4 separate regions of the Homo sapiens genome follow, and all the other regions are linked to region 3. A link is a contact called in ENCODE Hi-C or POLR2A ChIA-PET data. All regions are on one chromosome and are shown on one strand. Each heading gives the region's core, a stretch centred on a gene start or an enhancer-like site at or near the end of the contact. The rest is flanking DNA. Distances are from core to core; before and after follow the strand shown.

What was found. A loop is a pair of places that touch in the nucleus more often than their neighbours do. ChIA-PET counts read pairs that join two places held with the same protein, here RNA polymerase II (POLR2A). Pooled maps may share reads with other maps.
Region 1: a map of B cell shows a loop between it and region 3 (21-fold over the local background). The contact joins the promoter of METTL6 here to the promoter of MKRN2 in region 3. A Hi-C loop is called at or near these places in 4 of 168 maps with a recorded cell type or tissue (B cell, CD4-positive, alpha-beta T cell and naive thymus-derived CD4-positive, alpha-beta T cell), 1 of 37 single-sample maps with no recorded cell type and 11 of 50 pooled maps.
Region 2: a loop to region 3 is called in a pooled map, with 25 times the contacts of the local background. The contact joins the promoter of JAGN1 here to the promoter of MKRN2 in region 3. A Hi-C loop is called at or near these places in 6 of 50 pooled maps. POLR2A ChIA-PET finds 5 or more read pairs at or near these places in 2 of 52 experiments (GM12878 and OCI-LY7).
Region 4: a loop to region 3 is called in a map of CD8-positive, alpha-beta T cell, with 6 times the contacts of the local background. The contact joins the promoter of MTMR14 here to the promoter of MKRN2 in region 3. A Hi-C loop is called at or near these places in 2 of 168 maps with a recorded cell type or tissue (CD4-positive, alpha-beta T cell and CD8-positive, alpha-beta T cell) and 6 of 50 pooled maps.

The regions. Positions count from the first base shown.
Region 1 is chr3:15,423,579-15,430,102 of GRCh38, reverse strand. It overlaps METTL6 (methyltransferase 6, tRNA N3-cytidine), which reads left to right and starts at 2,559. Exons shown (of 6, transcript NM_152396.4): 1 at 2,559-2,701; 2 at 3,468-3,816; 3 at 5,014-5,148. The coding sequence starts at 3,592. EAF1 (ELL associated factor 1) reads right to left here and starts at 2,505. Exons shown (of 6, transcript NM_033083.7): 1 at 2,221-2,505; 2 at 96-190. The coding sequence starts at 2,323. RefSeq lists an enhancer at 2,149-2,428 and a silencer at 2,425-2,588.
Region 2 is chr3:9,887,248-9,893,385 of GRCh38, reverse strand. JAGN1 (jagunal vesicle mediated transporter 1) reads right to left here and starts at 2,776. Exons shown (of 2, transcript NM_032492.4): 1 at 2,575-2,776; 2 at 1-471. The coding sequence starts at 2,663. The coding sequence ends at 9.
Region 3 is chr3:12,553,188-12,559,882 of GRCh38, reverse strand. It overlaps MKRN2 (makorin ring finger protein 2), which reads right to left and starts at 2,796. Exons shown (of 8, transcript NM_014160.5): 1 at 2,707-2,796. The coding sequence starts at 2,732. It also overlaps a transcript of MKRN2OS not described here. RefSeq lists enhancers at 2,077-2,136, 2,046-2,569, 2,957-3,016, 3,067-3,176 and a silencer at 2,697-2,786.
Region 4 is chr3:9,646,125-9,652,398 of GRCh38, reverse strand. It overlaps MTMR14 (myotubularin related protein 14), which reads right to left and starts at 2,894. Exons shown (of 19, transcript NM_001077525.3): 1 at 2,657-2,894. The coding sequence starts at 2,815. RefSeq lists silencers at 2,730-2,829, 2,930-3,039 and enhancers at 2,911-3,080, 2,367-3,262, 3,070-3,299.

The sequences.
Region 1 (6,524 bases), core at 1,310-3,809, 2.9 Mb before region 3:
AACATTTTTAAAAGTAGGAAGTTTAAATTGCAATAATATAAAAGACAAAGATTCATTGTGATCTTACATTAAAAAAAAAAATGAAATAAACTCACAGGGATATGTGGCAGTGTAATTGTGACTTCATCTCCTTTGCCAACTTGAAGCTCTCCTTCACAGGAAGTGTCTATAGATGCTGGTTTAAAATCATCTAAAGGGAAAGGAAAAAAAGCACTTACCCACCAGGTTACTTATAATAAGGGTTTCCTGGGCATCTCCATTTAAGAATTAAAATTATTACTCAGATGAATGGAAAATAAAAATAATTTAGAATTCTTAAAAAACTGTTTCGTTATGGAAAACTTCAGATACACAAAAGTAGAGAGAATCGTACAATGAGACCTGGTATACCATTATCCAGTTTCAATTATTACCAACTCAGGGACAATCTTGTTTCATCTACACCTCCACATACTTTTCCTCTGACCCCCTTTTGATTATTCTAGAGGGAAAAAAGAATTTACAGGCCATTTTATTAAACAAAGATATTCCCTTCTCCCAAGGGAGAGAGGAAAATTGTCTCATCATCCATAATAAGTTGCTTTTTTAGGGTTGTGAGGATCAAAAGTAACAGCATATGAAACAGATTCTGTGACTGTAAACTCTATATGAAATATGAAAGGCCACAGCATCATCAAAAGCTGATTTCATTCCGCATAGAAACTGTCAAAATTAGGATTTGCCATACTCAAGTTCCATAGCTGTTTTTTGTTTTTTTTTTTTTTTAATAGTGATGGGGTCTCACTATGCTGCCCAGGCTGGTCTCAAACTCCTGGGCTCAAGCTATCTGTCGACCTCGGCCTCCCAAAGTACTGGGATTATAGTGTCAGCCACCACTCTCAGCCAGTTCCACAGCTTTAACAAAGACACTTCGTAGATGTTCATAGCAGACAACTGAACTGTATCTCCGCAAGTTATCCTGCTCGTGTTTCTAAACTGCAGTTAGAATACAACATAATAGCCATCTTAATTCACATTCACACCTGCCTCAAACTGCAGGACAGGTGCACACATGAACTATATGATTTAAATTCCACATTGCCCTTCACCAAAAGAAAACATCAACTTAGTAAACTCTTCAGGAAATGATGTTCTTATCTTATTCCCATCTCTTCTCTCTGAAAGAGCTGGATCTGCTGTCAGTAGGAAGCATAGCAATGGCATGGCAAGTGACTACACAAAGATGGGATTTCATTATCTAAAACGCCCTCTTCACATGTGTTGAGTCACATCTATTAGGTCCTCTGACAAAAACAAGTCTTAACAACAGCGTTAGCACCACGGAAACCAGAAGTTCATGAATCACGGAGGGATGCTCTGTCAGCCAATTCCTAACTGCCAAACCTTCACCCAGGACATAGGGTGGAAGTGCACTCTCTCAACAGCGTCTATAATTATGTAGAAAAAGGTCCGGCATAATGACTATTTGGACATTCCTTACGCCTGCTCTCTTCTGCTTCCAAACGTAGACCAATCTTTAACCTATCCCAGGCTCACGAACTCTGATTTGACTCTTTACCCACAAGGAACTTGGTCTGGAGGAAAAGCCCGGGTGGTATAGGTGACCTCAAAAGACATCCAAGTCAAATGAAGCACAGAAAGGAGATGGAAGAAGACTCTGATGAGGCGCAGAGAGGATGCCAATTCTTTGGCTGTAGAGGGGACAAAGCACAGTATTTGGGAGTCCAGGACCAAGTCGGAGGAGAAAAGCAGGGAAGAGAATGGGTTCTAAGGCAGTGGATGAGGCTCATAACAAACAAGAAGCGTCTTTTAAATGTGGAGAACCCTGATGGGAGCATCGGAAAGGAGGGGAGGGGTTTCGAGGGAGAAGTGGACCCGGATAAGAGGGGGGAGGTTTGCCTTGGGGGAGGGAGGTTTGCCTTAGGGGCGAGGTTGGGGGCGGGGAGGGATGGAAATGGAAAGAGGCCAAAGACCTTTGGAACTAGTGTTTGAGACTGTGAGGTAGAAGAATAGTAGGGAGTGACGAAGATTTGGGAGAAATAATCTGGGTAAAAGAAGGGACAAATCGATGTCCCAAAGGATTTGGGGTTCGAGAGAAAGTAACTGACGCTGGCAGGGGGTTCCCTGGAATCTGAAGGGCCGAGGGAAGAAAGGAAGGAGTCAAGGTTGATATGTGGCGGCTGGAGCGGCCGAAGGGAACCGTGGGGAGCGCTGACTTACAACGAATAGTGTGGAAGGAGGCCCGCGGCCGCTTCTCGAAGCTCTCCCCGAGCCTCAGGCAATGTTCCTCGCGGTCCAGCAGCGGGTTTGCGGTCCCATTCATGGCCCCGCACCTGCCTCGCACCCAGATCGGCGCTCTCCCGGTGCAGCCGCGATCCGAGCTTCTGGCGCTGGCGTCTGGGAGGACTGTGCTTCCGGGCCACCGCTCTGGAAGACAAGGAGAGCCGAGCCGGCACCCACCCGGGTCCAGAAGCAAGTTCTCTCCTCTGCGTGGGGGTGAGAGAGGAATCTGAGGAGGCAAGGCCGTGGGACTTCCGGCGTCGGGTAGGAACTTCCGGGTTCCTAGCGGAAGTGGCGGGGGCGGTGCCATGGCAAAAGAACTCCCGGATAATCCGAATTCGTGGTCCTCAGAATTGGTTTAGGGTTGTTTCGCGGTTCTTCCCGTATTCTGCCTCCGAGGCCCAGTGGGGCTGGCTGTGGGGTGAGTGCGCCTGGCCCTAGCCCTGCAGGTGAATTTAGGAACTGATGACGGTGAGCCCTGAGCGTGGCTGACTAAATTAACGCGGGTCGGCTAGCCATCATGGACGCCCTCCTCAGGGTCTAGGGGCCCATGCAGCCTAGTCTATCCTGAGGGTCCTGAGATGGATCCTCGGGACCTCAGCCACGCGTCATTGGGTCTCTTTCTCCACTTTGCCCGGTGATGGCGGTGCGAGGGTCTCAGTCCCTGCAAAGTGACGCTCCCTCTGGTTCCTATGACAGCCTCTTGTGAGTGTGATCAGGAAATGAGCCCACCCAGGCTTAGCTTCATTTCCCCCGAAAAAACGGAGGTCCGACCCTTGGGAAACGATGACCTCACTTGTATCTGACAATTGACCACCCGCTTCCAGCTAAGGCCATTGTGGTTTTTAAGTCACCCCTTTCGCGGGCACCGAAAATTGAGGAATATTTTCTTCGCAAGGTTTCCCAGTCAGTTCTTGAGAGCGTCCTTTTTCGTAAACTAAATCGATTTATTGTAATAGTTGACTCATCTGGTTTGAATAAAAGTATGGTGCATGAGATAGTCTGGCCACTGAAATGAATGTAAGCCCACTGAAGGTAGGGACTGTGTGTTTGTCTTCTTTGTGACCTCTCATATAGCGGGAAGGATTTTTTTTTGTACAGTCTGCATCTCATAAACATTTGGTGAATTGAACCTGGCGTCTTGAACTGTAACCACTAACCAGAATCTAATTCTTTTCTCTGCGAAGCCCCCTGTGCTGTTTGAGGCGTGAAACTCACCTCAGGAAATGTATCTGATCCATTAGCGTGGATTCATATTATTTGGTGATGGAGAATCTTCAGCTGTGTTAAGTGTTACCGTCAGTTTCAGAGATGGCTTCTTTGCAAAGGAAAGGGCTGCAGGCAAGGATTCTCACCTCTGAAGAAGAGGAGAAACTGAAAAGAGACCAAACTTTGGTGTCTGATTTTAAACAGCAGAAATTGGAACAAGAGGCTCAGAAAAATTGGGATCTTTTTTACAAAAGAAATAGCACTAATTTCTTCAAAGACAGACACTGGACCACCAGAGAGTTTGAGGAGCTAAGATCATGTAGAGAGGTAAGCTAATATTACGCCTTATCTGAGCTGTTCTTCATTTAAAATGTGAAGAGGGTGCCATGGCTCATGCCTGTAATCCCAGTACTTGGGGAGGCCAAGGCAGGCGGATCACGAAGTCAAGAGATCGAGACCATCCTGGCCAACATGATGAAACCCCGTCTTTACTAAAAATACAAAAATTAGCTGGGTGTGGTGGTGCTCGCCTGTAGTCCCAGCTACTTGGAAGGCTGAGGCAGGAGAATCGCTTGAACCCGGGAGGCGGAGATAGCAGTGAGCCGAGATTGTGCCACTGCACTCCAGCCTGGTGACAGAACGAGACTCTGTCTCAAAAGAAAAAAAAATGTGAAGAGGTGTGCTGTATTGCATTCCTAGGGAGAGTGCGAAGTAGAGAATTTAAGAAGCCTATCAAAATGCTTTGCGTTTTAGGAGAGAAATATACTGTTTGGTCTTAACACCAAAGTTTTAGCAGTTTCTGGTTTGGTTAACATATAGGAGAGAGAACTTTAGTGGGTGTTTTCTATTTCTTTAAGCTGATCTGATAGTTGTAAACATTATATATTAAATTCAAGAGCCAGGTCTGGTGGCTATTGCCAGCTACTCCAGAGGCTGAGGCAGGCGGCTTGTGCCTGTGAATAGTCAACATGAATTAGCCAAGCCTAGGCAGCATAGTGAGACCCTATGTTCTGAATTTTAAAATTTTAAACATTAAAAATTTTAAAAACAAAAATATAAATTCATGCTAAGTGACTTCAGTGACAGATTCAGAATAATATAATAGTTAATGTTAGTAACTATTTACCATGGCTGTTTTCTACATGGCCTATCATTTGACCCTTATACCGGCTCTGTGAAGTGTAAGTATTAGTATTGTACTCATTTGTCCCCAAGGTAAAATTGAGGCACAGAGCTGTTTAAGTGATTTACCCAAGGATAGAATGCAGGGGAGGAGTTGAGATTTGGGTGCTGGCAGTTTAACTCCAGAGCCGAGTTAGCCATTGTGCTGTTTTTTTCCTCCACACCAAATTGTTAATGTTGGATGACAAATGAAGTACCAGTATTAGCTTTTGCTTATTAGTTCTCTTGTTGATCGTCTGCTCCATGGGGTCGGAGACCTCTCATATTCTGGACCTTTTAGTTTGGTTTATTTCTTCATTATGCAAATGTGATATACTATAACTTTGAGCTGTCTTTCCCCAGTTTGAAGATCAAAAGTTAACAATGCTTGAAGCTGGCTGTGGGGTTGGAAACTGTTTATTCCCACTTTTAGAAGAAGATCCGAATATCTTTGCCTATGCCTGTGATTTTTCTCCAAGAGCCATTGAATATGTTAAGGTTGGTGCACCATCTATGTATTCTGCTGTGTTTCTGTTTTCTTGCCGATCTTGTTTGATCTGCCTTTTTTATTCATTTGCCCAATTCTAGTCTTCCCTGGAGCTAACCAGCTATAGTCACCATACATGTAGTTGTCCTGCTTACATACATATACAGTGCATGTAGAAACACAGCTTTATTCAAGAAAAGCAGGAAAAAATACCATAATAACATCCATATAATTAACATCTTTTGCTTTACAATTTTTCTTTGCTGAACTATTTTAAAGTATATTACAAATGTCAAGACATTTCACTCCTAAATGTTTGCATACATCTCCCCTTAAAAAAGGCCTTTTTCTACACAACCACAATAAGTTTATCATATTTCACAAAAATAACTATAATCTGGCCTGCCATGTTGGTTCGCACTTGTAATCCCATCAGTTTGGGAGCCTGAGGCTGGTGGATAGCTTGCACCCAGTAGTTCAAGACCAGCCTGGGCAACATGGTGAAACCTTGTCTCTACCAAAAATACAAAAATTAGCTGGGCATGGTGGTGCTTACCTGTAATCCCAGCTAATTGGGAGGCTGAGGTGGGAAGATCACTTGAGTCAGGGAAGTGGAGGTTGCAGTGAGCCAAGATTGCAGCACTGCACTCCAGCCTAGGTGACAGAGCAAGACTGTCTTTAAATAAACAAATAAAATAACATAATCCCCCAATGTTATTAACATCCATTCCAAATTCAGATTTCCCCAAATAGTTCCCGGTGTCTTTTAGTTTTATTTTTTACTTTTTTTAGAGATGGGTTCTTTGTCACCCAGTTGAAATGCAGTGGCATGAACATGGCTCACCACAGCCTCAACCTCCTGGGCTTAAGCGATTCTTTCACCTCAGCCTCTCAAGTAGCAGAGACAATTTTTTAATTGTTTGTAGAGATGGGGTCTCACTATGTTGCCCAGGATGGTCTCAAACTCCTGGGCTCAGGTGATCAACCTGCCTCAGCCTCCCAAAATGCTGGGATTACAGGTATGAGCCACTGTACCTGGCTTCCAGGTGTCTTTTATAGCTGGTTTTTGTTTTTGTTTTTGTTTGAGACATGGTTTCACTCTCACCCAGGCTAGAGTGCAGTGGCCCAATCACAACTCACTGCAGCCTTGACCCCCCTGGCTCAAGCAGATCCTCCCACCTCAGTCTCCCAAGTAGCTGGGACTACAGGCATGTGCCACCGTGCCCAGCTAGTGTTTATTTGTTTATTTATTTATTTTAGAGATAAGGTCTCACTGCGTTGCCCAGGCTGGTCTCGAACTTCTGGGCTCAAACAATCCTCCCACCTCAGCCTCCCAAAGTGCTGAGATTACAGGCGTGAGCCATGGCAGCTGACCCTGGCTAGTTTT
Region 2 (6,138 bases), core at 1,527-4,026, 2.7 Mb after region 3:
AAGAGGCTTCATTTATGCTTCTTCTCCTGTGTGCTGGTGAACCAAGAGTCTAGGAGCTTCTTGCTGTAGTACAACTGCCAGGCATGCACTTGCACTGCCAACACCAACACCAGGTACATGATGGAAACGGCAGAAAAACCAAAGAGGAAACGGTAGGCCTTGCCATGGCGGTAGAGCTGCTGTGCAGCAGGGAACATCTCCATGCTGCCATAAATGAGTGGAGCGATGGAAAAGAGTCCCATGCTGATCATGGAGAGCACCAGGTAGCTAATGTTGTTGCGGGGAAAGGAGAGAAGGCCCAAGAGAGAGGGCAAAATGCTCAGCAAATACGGGTATTCCCACTGATAGGGCATGGCCACCTGATCATGTGACAAGAGCCTCAGGTGTCCCACGCTCATCTTAGCAACCAGCAGCAGCCATATGACCAGATGTACGTAGATCAGCTTCTTGATTTCATACTTGAGAGTCACACTGTGGGGCAGAGCAGAGGGAGAAGTATCTTTCAAATTTTTCTTACCACCAACTATATGCCAGACAACTGTACTGGACACTGGGATACAAATTTGAATAAAACAGCCTAGAAGCCGGACACAAAGAACAGAGGAGGAAAAAGTAATTAGAAAATGAAGTGAAAAAGTTCTAGTAAATATATGTTCCCAGATATATGGGATCACAGGAAGGAGGAATCAACTCTGCCTGGCATGGAATGTCAGAGATGGCTATCTAGAGGCAGGTGATATCTGAACTAGGCTCAGGAATGAGTGAAGATGGGCATCCCATGCAGGAGCATGCAGACAAAAAGGCCCAAGTATTTGTGTTCCAGGAAAGCAAGTGGTTATGTGTGGCAGGAACATATTGTTAGGGGGAGAGGGGTAGTGGGATATGAATCACAAAGACTATGAGAGTTAAAAGTAGAAGAGGCTGGGCTCACAACTCTAATCCAAGCACTTTGGTAGGCTGAAGCAGGAGGACTGCTTGAGCCCAGGAGTTCGAGACCAGCCTGGCAACAAAATGAGACCCCATCTCCATAAAAAAAAAAAACAACAACAATACTACTAATAAAAAGGCAGGGCTGGGCGCGGTGGCTCACGCCTGTAATCCCAGCACTTTGGGAGGCCGAGGCGGGCAGATCACGAGGTCAGGAGATCGAGACCATCCTGGCTGACACGGTGAAACCCTGTCTCTACTAAAAATACAAAAAAATTAGCAGCACGTGGTGGCGGGCGCCTGTAGTCCCAGCTACTCGGGAGGCTGAGGCTGAGAATGGCGTGAACCCGGGAGGCGGAGCTTACAAGTGAGCTGAGATCGCGCCACTGCACTCCAGCCTGGGCGACAGACCGTGACTCCGTCTCAAAAATAAATAAATAAATTAATAATAATAATAAAGGCAGAAGGGTAGCTCAGAGCTGTGTTTAGCAAGAGGACGCTGACTGCACCATAGGATTAAAGTCTGGCGGGAGAAGGTATTGGCAGAGAGGAAACGTACTCAGGCCGCCCATACTTCTCCAGCTAGATTTTTTCATCCAAAAGAAGTACATACTTATCTTATTCTTCTAATTCTCTCACGTCCCAAACGTATCCTCCTCATATCCCTAAAGGCAATGTTTCTACTCTGGGCTGGCATGAAAACACCTGCTTAAGTTGTGAGGGCCCTTTCAGCCGGGGCCTAGAGATGTGAAACAAATGAGAGTTCAAAGAGCTTGTCATTCTTTAAAACTCTGGAGAGAGAGATGTGAAGAACATTCTGGGAGAGATCAATGGATTTAAGGAAGTAAAAATTTTAAAATTTTTATTTAAAAATATTTATTGTAGAAAATGTGGAAAGGTTGGAAAAAAAAAACAGTCATCTCTAGACTTCAAGCTCCATGAAGGCAGGGAACAGTTTTTTTTTTCTTTAATAAAATTGTTTATTGAAGGTATAACATGTATACAAAGACCACGTCTGCTTTTGCTCACTATTATAACCTAGTGTCTAGCAGTGTATGATGTTTGGAAGCTCAGTATTTGTCGAACTAGTAATTGAATGTAGAAATACCCCTTACGTGGGAGTGTTTATAAAATTCATTTTAGGCAAGGCGTCCTTAGGAAAGGCTGCCTTTTACTGTCTATATCCCCCCAAACGGCCCAAAATATAACACCTACCATATATTACGTGGTAGGCCTTATGCTACTTTCTTTACACGAATTACTGATTAATCTTTCACCAAAACCTAAAAGGCAGATTATTCTCTCCCTCTACAGATGAGGAAGCTGAGGCTCAAATTAGAAATTCGGTTTCGAAGGTGATACAGCGGGGCCAGCATCGACGTGACTCGGGAGCCCACGCAGGGCGGGAGCCCACGCGGGGCTGGATCCCCTCAAGGCACCGGGCGGAACAAGGGGTGGAGCTCGCGGGGGCCACGGGGCTTTCCAGGATGGGGGACAGGCCCGAAGCCGTCACGGGAGGAGGGGACTTGGCAGGTGAGCGGGGGCTGGCTGGGGAGCAAGACCCTGAGGCCGGGCCGGCGTCGCTCCCCAAGCCCCGCAGGCTCCAGCGGGGGAGAAAGCCTCCGTGCTCCTCGCCTCACTTCATACCTCATCTGGTAGTGCATGGCGACGCGCTCCCGGTGCTGAAAGTCGCTGCCGTCGGTGCCGGCCGCTCGCGGGCCTGCTCGAGACGCCATTGTGCCTGCCCAGAACCCCCGAACCCCTCACGCGGACCTGGTACCGCAACGACACCGCCAAGCGGCCCACTGACCCTATTTGCGCCCCCGCAGCCGCGCGGCTCCGTGAAGAGAACTTCCGGCCCCTCTGTCTCTGGAGGACCGACTCTATGGTCACTCCTCTCCGCGCAGGCGCCCTCGTTCCCTCTCGCCCCCGCCCCGCCCAGCCCCGCCTCTTGTGGAGCGCGCAGGAAATTAATCCCCAGCCTCTTTTGCTGGCGCCCAGAGGCCGCTTGAACACTTTTACTTTCTTAAGCTGTAATATCAGTTAGGATACTTCTGTCCACACTTTACAGAGGGGGAAACTGATATATTCTATGACTTTCCCTGGAGCACACATCATTCACACAGCCTCACACCTTTAATCCCAGCACTTTGGGAGGCCGAGGTGGGTGGATCACTTGATGTCAGGAGTTCAAGACCAGCCTGGGCAACATGGTGAAATCCCGTCTCTACTAAAAATACAAAAATTAGCCAGGTGTGGTGGGTTCCTGTGACCCCAGCTACTTGGGTGGCTGAGGCAGGAGAATCGCTTGAACCAGGGAGGCAGAGGTTGCAGTAAGTCGAGATTGTGCCAATGCACTCCAGCCTGGGGGACAGAGTGCAGAGTGAGACTTTGTCTCAAAATAAGTTTCTCACATTTAATTATTGCAAAGAGAAACAGGGAATCTCTCAGTGAGGAAATCTGGCTTGTCTCCCTTAAACATATAGTCAGTTAATTTGATCAATAATGAGATAAACTGATATCTTGTGCCTCTTTTAATAGACTGAGGACACAGCATCACTTCTATGATGTTTCTGCCAAAAATACCTAACTGAATCTAATCATGAAGAAATGACATAAATCCAGACGGAGGGACAGTCTAGAAGAGAGCTGGACTGTACTCTTCAAAAATGTCAAGGCCATGAAAGAAAAATTATTTCCAAATAAACTTTATCTGTAGAGACAAAGTAGAATGACCATTGCCAGAAGCTCGAGGGGTGGACAGAGAATGGGGAGCTAGTGTTTAATGGGTACAGAGCTTCAGTTCGGGAAGATGAAAAAAGTTCTGGAGATGGATGGTGGTACTGATTGCACAACTATATGTGTGTGCTTAATGCCACGGAAACTGTACACTTAAAAATGATTAACATAGTAAGTTTTATGTTATGTGCATTTTACCACAACAAAATACTAAGCGAAACTTTAAAGAAAGAAGTTATATTATCCGAATAAAGAAAAAAAGAAAGAAAAAAGCATGTATAGTGAGCATCTTCCATGCACCAGGATGCTCTGCTATGACCTGGGGACGCAGAAATAAACATGGTCCATTTCCCCTGAGGGATCCCAGCCCAGTCGGGGGAAGAACTTGTACCCATGAAGCTAAGAAATTCAAGAAAACACAGGAGGCTGAGGGAGGAAAAATGAGGCCTCTCTCCCTGACCTGGAGGGTTAGGAAAGTCTCTCTGGAGTGGCAGCAATTGAGCTGAGGTCTGAAGCCTGAGTGGGAATTGGCTAAAGAGGTGGGGAGCGGAAGAGCTTTTCAGGCAGAGGGAACAGCATGTGTGAAGGCCCCAAATCCAGAGAGCACTTGGCTCTTCAAAGAACTGAGAAACTTAAGAGTGACTGGAGCATTTGGAGGGTTCAGTAAAGAGTTAAGTCTTTATCCCAGGGGGTTTGGGGAACCACTAAAAGGTTTAACCAGGAAAATGACACAGTTTTGCATTTTTAAAAGATAGGTCTAGGTGGGGGCACAGTGCCTCAAGCCTGTAATCTCAGCACTTTGGGAGGCCAAGGCAGGAGATCAGCCTGGGCAACATAGTGAGACTCCCGTCTCTACAAAAATAAAAAATAAAATAATATTAACTGGCATGGTGGTGCGTGCCTGTAGTCCAGGCTACTCGGGAGGATGAGGTGGGAGAATCATTTGAGACCAGGAGTTCAAGGTTACAGTGAGCCATGATTATGCCACTGCATTCCATTCTGGGCAACAGAGTAAGACACTGTCTGTAAATAAATAAATAAAGATAGATCTAGTTGCTGTGTAGAGAATGGCTTGCAGGGGCCAAGGGTGAAGCAGAGGAATCACTTGAAGGCTACTGCAGTAATTCAGGCAATCCTAGGGGTGGCTTGGGCTAGGAGGTGGCAATGGACAGAGAGGAACAGATTTGAGTTCCTTGGGATTTAACATCTGTAGGTGGGTAACAAGAGCACATATGACCAGCAAGGGGCTCACACTAGGAAGGGAGTCTGTGTGGCTGGGATCTGAGAAAGGCAAGCAAGAAATCAGCAACATTGGCCGGGCACGGCTCACACCTGTAATCCCAGCACTTTGGGAGGCCGAGGCAGTGGATCACTTGAGGTCAGGAGTTCAAGACTAGCCTGGTCAACATGGTGAAACCCTGTCTCTACCAAAAGAAATACAAACATTATCAGGGTGTGGTAGCGCATGCCTGTAGTCCCAGCTACTTGGGAAGCCGAGGCAGGAGAATCCCTTGAACCCGGGAGGCGAAGGTTGCAGTGACCTGAGATCACACCACTGCACTCCAGCCTGAGCAACAGAGTGAGACCCTGTCTCAAATTTTAAAAAAATAAGAAAAAAGGCTGGGTGCAGTGGCTCACGCCTGTAATCCCAACACTTTGGGAGGCTGAGGCGGGCAGATCACAAGGTCAGGAGATCGAGACCAGCCTGGCTAACACGGTGAAACCCCGTCTCTACTAAAAATACAAAAAATTAGCCAGGCGTGGTGGTACGTGCCTGTAGTCCCAGCTACTCGGGAGGCTGAGGCAGGAGAATCGCTTGAACCTGGGGGACGGAGGTTGCAGTGAGCAGAGATCATACTGTTGCACTCCAGCCTGGGCGACAGAGTGAGAGAAAAGAAATCAGCAACATTTATTGAGTACCTACTCTATGCCAGGCATATTCACACACGTGAACTCATTCTCTTTTTCCAATACCCTTGGAGATAATTACTTTTGTTATCATTATCTTACACAAGGGAAAATTAAGGCTCAGAAAGGGGAAGTGACTTGCCCAGGATCACGCAGCAATTGCACTATAAGAACTCAGACCAAAGTGGCCCTAGGGCTGCAGGATTTTTACTACCAGATCTGTTACTGTCCTGTTTAAGGGATGACGGTTCAGGACCCACTGAGGGATAACTAAGAGGGTTCGGGACCTCTGGGGAAATGGGCCAGGAATATTTGTCACCTCCCCCCAGGCTCTCTAGAATGTCTTTCTTTGCCCTGTGGAAATCCTGGTGACACTTTGGGACCCATCTTACTGCACCAAGGATCACCTGCTTCCACATTAGTTCTCATCGTTTTTGCTGTCTGTGAAGCCTGGTCTAGAACCATCTGTGATAGACTCATCCAAGATGCTTGTTAAAAACACAGATTTCTGGGCCCCACCCTTACCCAAATGAATCATTCCCCAAAGTTGGGCCTAAGAATATC
Region 3 (6,695 bases), core at 1,547-4,046:
GATTATGAGATGCAGGGAAGCTCTATCACAAGAGGAGAAGGTGAAATAAACTGGTTACTAAGCTATAATAAGGGCCTCCCCCAGGGCTCCGAAAACAGACTGGAAGACAGGGAGATGGTTGTGGGGGAGGGGAATCAGCAAAAAGGCACAGATTGAGATTCTGGATAGAGCGGCATGTCAAGGAATCAGAAGAGCTGACTGACAGCATAACTGTACGAGCAGTCATTTTTACCACTCCAGGCAATAAAAACATGGAGTGTCTTTGTCATTAGGTTTGAGACTCCTAGCATTTGATAAGCAACTCTTGGAGATACATAATATCTAACAGATTGGAAGCAAAACTGACATTATTCTGCTGTCATTCAAAATAAACATGTACATCACATCCCACAGTCAGGAAAACAAACCTAAAACTTTGTGACCTGAGATTAAAAAAAACAAAAAAACAAACAAAACCCACAAAAAACCGCACACGCTGCTTAGATCTGGTCCCCAAAATAAATCATACCTTGAACATTTCCTATAAATTATCAATGTCTAGAGACAAGGCTTTTGTTAATGAGATAATAAAGTGAGAAAAGCTTTTGGTAGATAAGCTGGTAGAAAAGTTGATGGTAGATAAACACACTAATGTAAACTTGGTACTCTTGGTCATATTGGTTTTTTCCCACTTAAAACACCTGTTATGTTTTTTATTTGGCAAGGCAGTCATCGGGAGCCCTGACTCCTTTACACCCTTTTGTGAGTAAACTTCTTTGCAGTTTTACATATCCTTGTATGAGTTTCCTTTCATGGGAACACATTAAAAGCTTTGATAAGTCCTGCAATAAATAAATTTTAATTTAGCATTTCAAAACTTATCTGGAGGCCCTACAGTCTATGAGGGCATGAACTTTGATTTCACACCTCTGTCACTTGGAAGCTAAATGACCTTAGGCAAGTCGCTTCAATGCTGAGGCTCAGTTTTACGATCTGTGGAAGAGCGCTGGTTGCTGGATTATACACTACAGTACCTAAGAGCCGCAGCACATTGTAAGTCCCCAACAAACATGACTAAACACTTAAACAGAAGTGATCCCTTCTCAACATTCCAACCCAATCTTCATTTATATGGAGCAACATCCTACAGAACACCCCTGTTTGGGAAACAGAATTAAAGCTTTCAAGTCAAGCTATCTCCAGGTATACAAGGAAAAAACCAAGATGATCCTGATTTAGGTCCTTGTGCCTCTACTAAGGTGTAAAATTTTAGGCAAATTTCAAGTCTTTCTGAGCATAAGATTCCTTATTTGTAAAATAAGATACTACAGAGTTGAGATTCAATTATAAAGCATTATTACATAAATGTGTACTGTTTTGTGGACACTTCTTAGATGAGGTACGGGAATAAATGGTAGAATTAAACCATAGAGCGAGGGGAGGAATACAGAGGTTTTTCTAGGAGGCTACAAGCTGCTTTACAGTGCACAATGACCTAGGAATACTTCCTCCAGCAGGAGAAACTTTATACAAATAAAAATACGTAAACACACACAAACCCGTCTTCACAAAACACCTTCTAGTACAAATAACCTAGTAAAAGTCTTTTTATAGACACTAGGTGCAAATTTCTGACAACAGCTTAACATAAGCCACCTGGGCCTTGGATAAATTGAACAGTAAATGTACACTAATGCTAACAGAAAACTTACTACACAGTCACGTCTCAACTATTCATACCAATGAAGAGAAGTAACAACATAGAAAATAAACTGTTTATTACACAAACTCTATAACTGTTTTTAAGCAATGTTTCCCATAAAAATTATTAAATGAAATTTGCATTTTCCAAGCATACAATTCAATTTGCGTTTTCCAAACATACAATTCAATAGGACTAGACTCCATTACCAGTAAGCCACAAGCTGACCAAGCAATGAGGGTGTTACACAACCACACTATTCTATTTCATAGGAGCAGTCGTAGTGTAGCTATCTGGCTATTTTCTACAATAAACCATCCATTACCGTCGCATTTCTCCTCGTAAATGGCTCTCTCAGTAAGATAAATGAGTGTCAACGTCTTTCGGTCTCAGTTTCCTGCACTGTAAAATGGTAATAATAACTACTAAGTTGTCTTACTGTGAAGTCTGATGATAATGAATATAAAGGACTTGGAAATATGCAGGGCGCTTCGCCGATATTCACAATATGCTACCTGTCGTTATTTTCCACACAACAACTTTTACTTGTTAACTCTCTGCAAGTTTAGATTGCATCTGGATTCTCCAAACTTTGAGGCCCTCATAATCGATTAACAAATTACTCCTATGTGGTATCCCCATTTGTAACCGTCCTCTCGGCGTCCCTTTACTCAACTTCAAATCTTTTCCAGTTAAAGCGTAAGCCCCAGAGCCTTCCCGACAGCGCCCCGGCATCCTGCACGGCCCTGGCTAGGACGTCCTTCCTCCCAGCCCACAGGGGCCACGCTTCAAACTCGGGGCGTAGCCCCCCGCGCTGGCCTCGCCCAGCGTCTCGGCCACGCATCCCCCGGATCCCCGGCTGTGGCGGCAGCGCTCGCTCTGCCTCGCAAAGCCCCGCCGCGAACAGCCGAGTAACTTTCCGAGTCCCGCTCTAGCCTCAGGTTCCCGGACCACAGCACTGGCGCGCACCGGCCCCCCTGCGGCCTGGGGGAGCGGCCCGAAGCTCCTGGCTCCAGCGCACTGACCTGCAAGTGATCTGCTTGGTGCTCATGGTGGCTGGGCTGAGGGACCGTCGTCGTGCCGCCGCCTCTCGCAGCCGCTGCCGCCTCGGCCTTGGCCCTGGCCCGGCCCATCCCGCGTAGCCGCGTCACGCCGGCGCACGCCGGCGCACGCCGCCCCTCCGGTGTGGCACCTTTGTAGCGCCGGCGGGTAACCTAGCCGTCGTCACAATTGGTTCCGCACCGGGGATCGGGCCGGCTGTCCCGGCATCCCTGCTCTCGGTGTCCCGCACTTCCAAGCCTCCGGGGCGGAGCCTGGCTGGCATCTTAGTCCTGCCAGTCTTATCCCGATGCCTACTGTTAGTGCCTGCGATTCTGCCCCGATCGCCAAGAGTATTCCTTAGGGATCTCCCGCCTCCTTCGAGGCACTTCACCACTCCTGGGGAAACTCCAGCCTCTCCTCTTAATCCCGGATGCCCCTATCCATTCATACTCGCACTCACTGGGCACCCTTCTCAGGCCCTGCCTCAACTGTTCCCGCCGGACCTCGCCTCCCACTTAAGGAAATTCCTTAGCTCTCTCCCAACTGCTCTTTCCCCAAATCTCTACTTCCACAAGTTTTAGTCTTCATTTTCTTTCCTGCCAGTCTTGTGCTGCTCGTCTTCCATTTCCTATGGTGGAAACCCCAAAAGTTATTTTTGACACTTCCCTCTAGCTCTCTATACCCTGCAGATTCTGCTCCCACACCTCTGTCCAATGCGTCCTCTTCTGCCCCCTTTCCACCGTCCCTTCTACCTAGCACCATGCGATACCTTTTTTTTTAATTATTATTATTTTATTTTTTATTTTTTTGAGACGGAGTTTCTCTCTTGTTGCCCAGGCTGGAGTGCAGTGGGGCGATCTCGGCTCACTGCAACCTCCGCCTCCCGGGTTCAAGCGATTCTCCTGCCTCTCAGCCTTCCACGTAGCTGGAATTACAGGCGTGCACGCCTGGCCAGCCATGCGATAGCCTTTTAACTGGTCTTCTGGCTTCCGTTCCTGGTAAAAATCTATTTTTAAAACATAAATCGGATCATGTCATTCACCTTTTAATCTTACAATGGTTTCTCATTGCTTAAAAACTCGAGATACATAACATGCACAATATAAGTGCACCAAACACATTCTATGAATTTTTGCACATGCATACACTCATGAAACTACCACCCAGATCAAAATAAAGAATTTTTTGTTTTGTTTTGAGGCAGGGTCTTGCTCTGTCGCCCAGGCTGGAGTGCAGTGGCGCCATCATAGTTCAAGCAGTCCTCTGCCTTAACCTCCCCAGCAGCTGGGAATACAGGTGCGCGACACCATGCTCGACTAAACTTCAAAATGCTGGAGTAAGGAGAGGTTGAGCCGGAAGGATCCTTTGAGCATAGTTCACTGCAGTCGAGGCTGCAGGGGGTGGGTGGGGGCTGGATATTATCGACACCCCAGAAGGGCTTCCTTATGGTCCTTCCCAGGCAATACTTTACAAAGGTCATTGCTTGGGTTCATCTCTATCACTATAAATTAGTTTAACTGTTCTTGACTTTCATATAAATAATAATTCAGTACCTACGCTTTTGTCTGCCTTCTTTTGACCAACATTTTATCTGTGAGATCTTTCCATGTTATGTATGTATAGCTGTATGTTCTTTTTTTACTTTGCTATAAAAATATTGAGTCTTCCAATGAATGAGCATGGTATATACTTCCAATTATTTAGAACTTTTGAAATTTTTCTCAGGAATTTGGAAGTATACTGGAAATTTTGTTTTCAGTGTCTTGAATATTGCATTTTAACTCATAACACATTTGATCCATGCAATTCATGCTCATAAAAATTACACGTCTTTTTTTTTTTTTTTTTTGAGACGGAGTCTTGCTCTGTCACCCAGGCTGGAGTGCAGTGGCATGCTCTTGGCTCACTGCAACCTCCACCTCCCGTGTTCAAGCGATTCTCCTGTCTCAGCCTCCGGAGTAGCTGGGATTATACAGGCGCACGCTGCCACGCCCAGCTGATTTTTTGTGTTTTAGTAGCGACGGGGTTTCACCCTGTTGCCCAGGCTGGTCTCGAACTTCTGAGCTCAGGCAATCCACCCGCCTCGGCCTCCCAAAGTGCTGGGATTACGGGCGAGAGCCACCGCGCCCAGCCCATGCCACTTATTTTTAAAATTCAGCTTATCTCATTCTTTATGGAATACATTCACGATCTGAACGTTATTATGTTCAAATATTTTAAAAGCGTAAAGTGAAAAGTCTCAGTCTCCTGTCAATTTAGTTCCCGCCTCTTCAAAACAAAAAGCAGAAACATTTTTTAAAACCTCAAAACCTGGCCACTGTTATCAAATTTGTATACATCTTTCCAGAATTTCTTTAAATATACACAAGTAAATACATATATATTATTTTCTCCTTTTTGTAGAAAAGATAACATAACGTACTGTTCTGCACAGCGTACATAATCAGTGGAGATTTTTCCATATCAGTACATAGAGCCTCTTCCTCCTTTCGTAGAACTGTATAGTATTCCGTTGTACGACTATGCCATAAGTTATTTCATCAGCCTTGTACTGCTGGTGCCCTTTAGGGTGTCTGTGCAAATAAAACACTGGATCGGGCACATGTTCTCAGGATCTCCTGAGGTCTGTGTCATGGGCAATATATATATATATTTTTATATTTCATATATATTTCATATATTTCATATATATTTATGAAAAAATAATACAACACTGGATCAACGACAGCCAGTGTGCACTTCCACAAGCTGTACCCAACAGCTTGGTTCCTGCCACTGTCATGGTACTTAGCACTTAGACTTTTCCCGAAGGATGCAAGCAGTCTCCACTTGGGGTTCTTCCGGCGTTATCTGGCGCTGGGCACTAAACACCAAGTCCTGCCCCACCCGGGACGTGGAACTCACTTTCCTCACCCCCAGGGAACCCGCGCTGGCAGAGAAGGCAGGGCCACTCGCTCCTGCCCGTAGCAGGGGCGCGTAAAACTGCGTCTGCTTGCTAACCACCAGCTCCCGTTCTCGCCCCTTAGGAAAAGCAACTTTGCTACCAAACACTCGGGAGAAAAAGGCTATCAGATAGAAGCGGGTGAAGAAGCTGAGAAAACAGAAGAGAAGGGTGGCTGCCAGCTCGGGACTCAAAATGGCCATCTGGGCGTAGAGACACAGAGACCCTTTGCGCAGACGTGCGCCGAGGGTCTTGCAAAGCTTTCGTTTTCTTTGTGTGCCGACCTGCCCCTAGAAGCGGTTTTCGATGCTATTTTAAATGATATTCCTAAAATTTCCGAATTGCTTGTTGCTTATATATAGAAATACACTGGATCTTTGTATACTGACTTGGGATTCAGCTCCATGCTAAATTTTGAATTAATTCTAATGGTTTATTTGTAGTTAGTTATCGATTTTCTATACACAATCACGCCATCAGCAAATAATGACAGTTTTGCTTCCTTTTCATCTTTGTATCTTTTATTTCTTTTCCTTGCCTTATTGCATGCACTGTCTACAGCCTTCAGAACAATGTTAAAGAGAAGTAGTAATAGTGTACATCTTATTTTGTTCCTGGATTCAATAAAAATATTTAATATTTTACTTTAAAATTATTTAATATTTTAATTAAAATGTTAGCCCTAGATTTTTTTAGGCTATCCATTGCCAAATTAAGAAAGTTTCTTTCTAGTTTTATTAGCATTTTTACCATGAACACATCTTGACTTTTATCACTTTTTTTTTTGCATGTATTGAGAAACCTATATTGTTTTTCCCTTTTATACTGGTAATGTATTGAATTATACTGATTGATTTTTAATGTTAACCCTACCCAATTGCTCAGGATAAACCCCACATGGCCATGATATATTTTCTATAAATCATCTATTTGTTAAAATTGTGTTTAGAATTTTTGCATCCTTGTGTATGAGAGATATTAGTCTGTAGTGTTCCTTTCTTATAATGTCCATGCCAGGTGCTGGTATCTGGG
Region 4 (6,274 bases), core at 1,645-4,144, 2.9 Mb after region 3:
CTCTTTATACACAACTTGCTGGTGAAATAGAAGAAACAGCTCCCCCTAAAATTACTTATTTTGATCACAGTTCAGAGAAAAACACAACAGAAAAAAGGCATAAGAACTGTAACATCAAGAAGTTTGCAAGAGGGCCAGGCATGGTGGCTCACGCCTATAATCCCAGCACTTTGGGAGGCACCGAGGAGGGCAGATCACTTCTGATCAGGAGCTTGAGACCAGCCTGGCCAACAGGTGAAACCCTTTCTCTACTAAAAATACAAAAATTAGGCTGGGTGCAGTGGCTCATGCCTGTAATCCCAGCAGTTTGGGAGGCCAAGGCGGGCAGATCACGAGTTCAAGAGATTGAGATAATCCTGGCCAACATGGTGAAACCCCATCTCTATTAAAAATATAAAAATTAGCTGGGCATGGTGGCGGGCGCCTGTACTCCCACCTACTGGGGAGGCTGAAGCAGGAGAATCGCTTGAACCCAGGAGGCGGAGGTTGCAGTGAGCCGAGATCACGCCATTGCATTCCAGCCTGGGCGACAGAGTGAGACGCCATCTCAAAAAAAAAAAAAAAAATTAGCCAGGCATGATGGTGCATGCCTGTAGTCCCAGCTACTAGGGAGGCTGAAGCAGGAGGATCGCTTGAATCCAGGAGGTGGAAGTTGCAGCGAGCCAAGATCGCACCACTGCACTCCAGCCTGGGTGACAGAGGGAGACTCCTTCTGAAAAAAAAAGTTTGCAAGAAGTTAGTCCAAAGGTAGTGAGTTATCTCAATCGATTGTTCAGTTACAGATCTAACTCCCTGTTCTGCCTGAATTGTTATAAATACATATAAATATATATACATCTAAGTTTGCAGGAGATCAGAAGGCCTGGAGAGATAATTAAGGCCAGCCGCAGCCAATATGAGGTGTAACTTATGCTAACCCTAATCTTCAGGGTCATGTAAGTTGGAAGAGGGGTCCAGAAAAACCAATGACCTACAGCCACTCAAAAGACCCTTACTGGCCAGGTGTGGCGGCTCACGCCTGTAATCCCAGCATTTTGGGGGGCTGAGGTGGGAGGATTGCTTGAGCTTAGGAGTTTGAGACCAGCCAGGGCAATATAGCGAGACCATGTCTCTAGGAAAATAAAGAAAAATTAGCCAGGCATGGTGGTGTGTACCTGTGGTCCCAGGTGCTTGGCAGGCTTAAGTGGGAGGATCGCTCAAACCCAGGATTTCGAGGCTGCAGTAAGTCATGGTTGCACCACTGCAATCCAGCCTGGGCAGCAGAGCGAGACCCTGTCTCAACACAAAAAACAAAAACAAACAAACAAAAAAGCCAGGCGCGGTGGCTCACGCCTGTATCCCAGCACTTTGGGAGGCTGAGGTAGGCGGATCACCTGAGCTCAGGAGTTCAAGACCAGCCTGGCCAACCTGGGGAAACTCCATCTCTACTAAAAACTACAATAATTAGCTGGGCGTGGTGGTGGGGTCCTGTAATCCCAGCTACTTGGGAAGTTGAGGCAGGGAGAATTGCTTGAACTGGGGAGGCGGAGGATGCAGTAAGCTGAGATTGCGCCACTGCACTCCAGCCTAGGCGACAAAGCGAGACTCCTTCTCAAAAGAAAAAAAAAAAAAAAGCAAATTCCAGGATCCCACCCCCAGAAATTCTGACTTGGTAGGACTGGGTGGGACTAAGGAATCTCTGTTTTCACAAAGTATCCCATAAGCACAAATTTTAAAAGTACCCCAGATGATCATTAAACAGGTGGTCCCCAGACTATACTTGGAAAAATTACTTGGCCATTTGGAGAGTGAGGAAGTCCAATCCTTACTGAAGTCTTCCCTGGGTTACTTCAGAGACTACAAGATGCCAACTACAGAATAGCAACTCACGGTAATCTCTGAGGTCAAATCAGAGTTCTGTGGTGCAGGATGGAACAGAATTCCACTGGAAAACTTGGTGCTAAAGCTGCCAAAACCACGTGGGGGAATGAGATGGCAGGGTCGGCAAGATTCCCACCGCACTGCCAGCCAGTGCTTAGGGTGGGGATGGCCTGAGCTGACAGGAAGCCCTCCAGGTCTGGCGATAAGACGACTGGGTGGAAATCCCAAAGGGAGCAAAAAGAGGAACGGAGACCTGCTTTAGATAAAGGAACTGAAAGGGAGTGTGGGTTGTCTTCCTGCTCTATAGGGGAAGGAAAGGGATGGGCCTAAGTCATGCTGAGACCTTATAAGGGGGCAGCACACTGGGTTCACCTCCTGGCTCCATTCTGACCTCTGACCCCGAGGAATCGTCTCCCTATTTTTCTTAGCTTTTTCTTGGGGCTTTTTCCCTGACACAACTCATCCTACGGCACCTGAAGCAGGGAATAGACCTTCCTTAGGTCCTCCTCTCTGATCTTTGAACCTGGCCCCTCAGCTTGATCTCTCACCTCCAGACCCCTTCTCAAACAAGAAGGACCTCTTTGCTGGGCTCATTCTGACCCCAGTTCCTCCTTTTATGGTTGTCAAGACCGACTCTTATACTCCGGATACAGACCCTGGAGAACTCCTCTCTCTCTCTCCTCTTCCTCAGCGGCGAGGTACCACTCCTACCTTTTTCTGACCCCTGGCCTCAGCCTTTCCTCTGTAACTTCCCAAGTTAGGAGCCTTCCCCAGCTCATCGCACCTCCAATCTCACCTTAGAGCCGCCGGTCCCGCTGCCATCCTTGGCCCGGTACTGAGTCCGGGAGAACTCCTCCAGCAGCTCCCCAAGCCCCAGCTCCTGAGGCGGCTGGTTGCCTGAAGAGGCCGAGGACCCCGCCGAGGCAGCGGCGGCGGCGGCCCGAGCGCCGGCCATGGCCCAGCCCCGCGTCCCCTCAGTGTGCCTCAAGCGGGCCCATGGCACCTGCCTGCACCCAACTCCGACACTAGAACCTCCGGAACCGCCTCAGCCACCGCCTTCTACTTCCACTTCCACTTCCGGCCCCGCCCCGTCCCGCCGGATGTTTACTCCGACTCTGGCCAATCGGAGCTCTGGACCCGCGCCCCGCCTACGATTACTGGCCCGCCCCCGGCGCAGAGCGATCCTTCTATCCACCAGGGAGGCCACTGGCTGATACCGCGTGATCCGCCCCAAGGGGTTTCCCCCGGGGAAGCCGGGCTCAACCATTGGGCTGCCGGGGGAGGGGGGTAGCAGGAAGGAACCATTGAAAAGAACCAGAGGAAAAGTGGAATCAACAATTACAGGGAAGCCGAGCGTGGTGGCTCACACCTGTCATCCCAGCACTTTGGGGGGCCGAGGCGGGCGGATCACTTGAGGCCAAGAGTTCGAGACCAGGCTGCCAAAATGGTGAAACCGCATCTCTACTAAAAATAAAAAAATTAGCCGGGCATGGTGACACCCACCTGTAATCCCAACTACTTGGGAGGCTGAGGCAGGAGAATCGCTTGAACCCATGAGGCTGAGGTTGCAATGAGCCGAAATCGAACCACTACACTCCAGCCTGGGTGACAGAGCAATACTCTGTCTTAAGAAAAAAAAAAAATTACAGGGCGAGGAGGAGAGAACGCTTGGAGGCAACAAATTAGTACTAGAAACCATAATGGCAGTGGTTACCAATATTAAAACATTTCAGCCGGCCGCGGTGTCTCACGCCTGTAATCCCAGCACTTTGGTAGGCCGAGGCAGGCGGATTATGAAGTGAGGCATTCGAGACCAGCCTGATCAACGCAGTGAAACCCCGTCTCTACTAAAAATACAAAAATTAGCCGCGCGTGGTGGCAGGTGCCTGTAATCCCAGCTACTCGGGAGGCTGAGGCAGGAGAATTGCTTGAACCCGGGAGGCGGAGAGTGAGCCGAGATCGCGCCACTGCACTCCAGCCTGGGTGACAGAATGAGACTCCGTCTCTAAAACAAAAACAAAAACACAACATTTCATAAAACCCTTTCTCCCCCTGCTGCTCACAACATCCCTGTGAGTACAGTGCATTATATCATCAGCCCTATTTTATTGAGGTAGAAACTGGGAGTCAGGGAGGTGAAGCGACTGCCTTGAAATTCTGTGATGAGAAGCCTCTCATTATTATTATTATTAGAATATTTCAGACATTCGCAAAAGTGGAGACAATAGTATAATGAACCCTCATGTACCCATTAACTGGTTTTGAACAATAATCAACATCTGCTTATCTATCCTGTTTAAGCAGTCCCTTCCCATCCAGGGAATTATTTTAAAGCAAATCCCAGACATCACATTATTTCAGCTGTGAATACTTAAGCATTTATCACAACAGATTTGTACTTCAAAAAAAAAATACATAAAAAATATAAGGCTATTAACATGCCTAAGAAAATTAACAATATTCCTTAATGTGGTCTAATACCCAGTCTGAATGAAAGTAATTCGTTTTTGTTAAACTTTTAATAGAAGTATGATATGTACACCAGCGCCCCGGAACCCTCCTCCTGACCACTTTCAGTCACTACCCACTCACCAACAACCACCCACCACCCTGCCCCCCCAACTCCTCCCACCCCCAGTTAATCACTATCCTGGCTTCTAGAGTTTTAATACGGTAGATTGGTTTTTAATTTAATTTAATTTTTTTTTTTTTTTTTTTTTTAGAAACGGTTTCACTCTTGTTGCCTAAGCTGGAGTACAGTGGCATGATCGTGGCTCACTGCAGCCTCCAACTACTGGCCTCAAGCAATCCTCCTGCCTCAGCCTCCCAAGTAGCTGTGACTACAGGCATGTGCCACCACACCCAGCTACTTTTTAAATTTTTTTGTAGATACCGAGTCTCACCATGTTGTCCAGGCGAGTCTCAAACTCCTGGGCTCAAGCAATCCTCCCACGTCTGCCACCCAAAGTGCTGGGATTACAGGTTTGAGCCACTACTCCTGGCCTACTAGATATTTTCTGACAAATCTATATACGCATTTGTCTTAAACACCAAGGAATGAAATGACTGGATTATATGGTGTTAAAGAAAAATTACAGGCCGGGCATGGTGGCTCATGCCTGTAATCCCAGCACTTTGGAAGGCCAAGGTAAACTGATTACCTGAGCCCAGGAGTTCGAGACGAGCCTGGGCAACACGGTGAGACCCCCATCTCTACAAGAAAATCAACCAGGTGTGGTGGCGCACATTGAGAGGCTACTTGGGAGGCTGAGGTGGGAGAGGATCCCTTGAGCCAGGGAGGTTGAGGCTGCAATGAGCTGTGATCATGAAACTGTACTCCAGTCTGGGTGACAGAGCGAGACTCTTGAGACTCTGCCTTAAAAAAAAAAAAAAAAAAGAAAAAAATTATAGGCCATTATTTTGGACAAAGCACCCGCACTAGATCCTAACAAACAAGACTAAGAACCAAAATGGAGTAATTCCTACTAAACTTACATCTTACCAAGCTGAAACTAAATTATCTGACCTTCAGAGAAATCCAGAGAGATAATAGATATTCCCCAAACAGGCCACTTTCAATAAGCATGATAATGAACTTTCCTCTGCCCTTAATCCTTACAACAAAAGTAACCTGATGTTAATCAATCCATTATTTTTCTTCTTCTTCTTCTTCTTTTTTTTTGAGACGAGTTCCCGCTGTTCTGTCACCCAGGCTGGAGTGCAGTGGTGCAGTGGTGCCATCTCGGCTCACTGTAACCTCTACCTCCCGGGTTCGAGCAATTCTCCTGTCTCAGTTTCCAGAGTAGCTGGGATTACAGGTGTGCGCCAACACACCCGGCTAATTTTTTTGTATTTTTAGCAGAGACGGGGTTTCGCCATGTTGACCAGACTGGTCTCAAACTCCTGACCTCAGATGATCCACCCACCTCAGCCTCCCAAAGTGGTAGGATTACAGGCATGAGCCACGGCGTCTGGCCCAATCCGTTATTTTTCTATTGTTCTGTTTCCTTGTTCCTGCCCTACAGGGAAAGTTACTTTGAAATGACCAATCCGGCCGGGCGTGGTGGCTCACGCTTGTAATCCCAGCACTTTGGAAGGCCGAGGCGGGCGGATCACGAGGTCAGGAGATCAAGACCATCCTGGCTAACATGGTGAAACACCATCTCTACTAAAAAAAAAAAAATACAAAAAAACAGCTGGGTGTGGTGGCGGGCGCCTGTAGTCCCAGCTACTCGGAAGGCGGAGGCAGGAGAATGGCGTGAACCCCGGAGGTGGAGCTTGCAGTGAGCTAGGATGGCGCCACTGCACTCCAGCGTGGGTGACAAAGCAAGACTCCGTCTCAAAAAAAAAAAAAAAAAAGAAATGACCAATCCACTTTGTGTTGTTTGTGCTTTCTTCAGCCCTTATCTGTTTA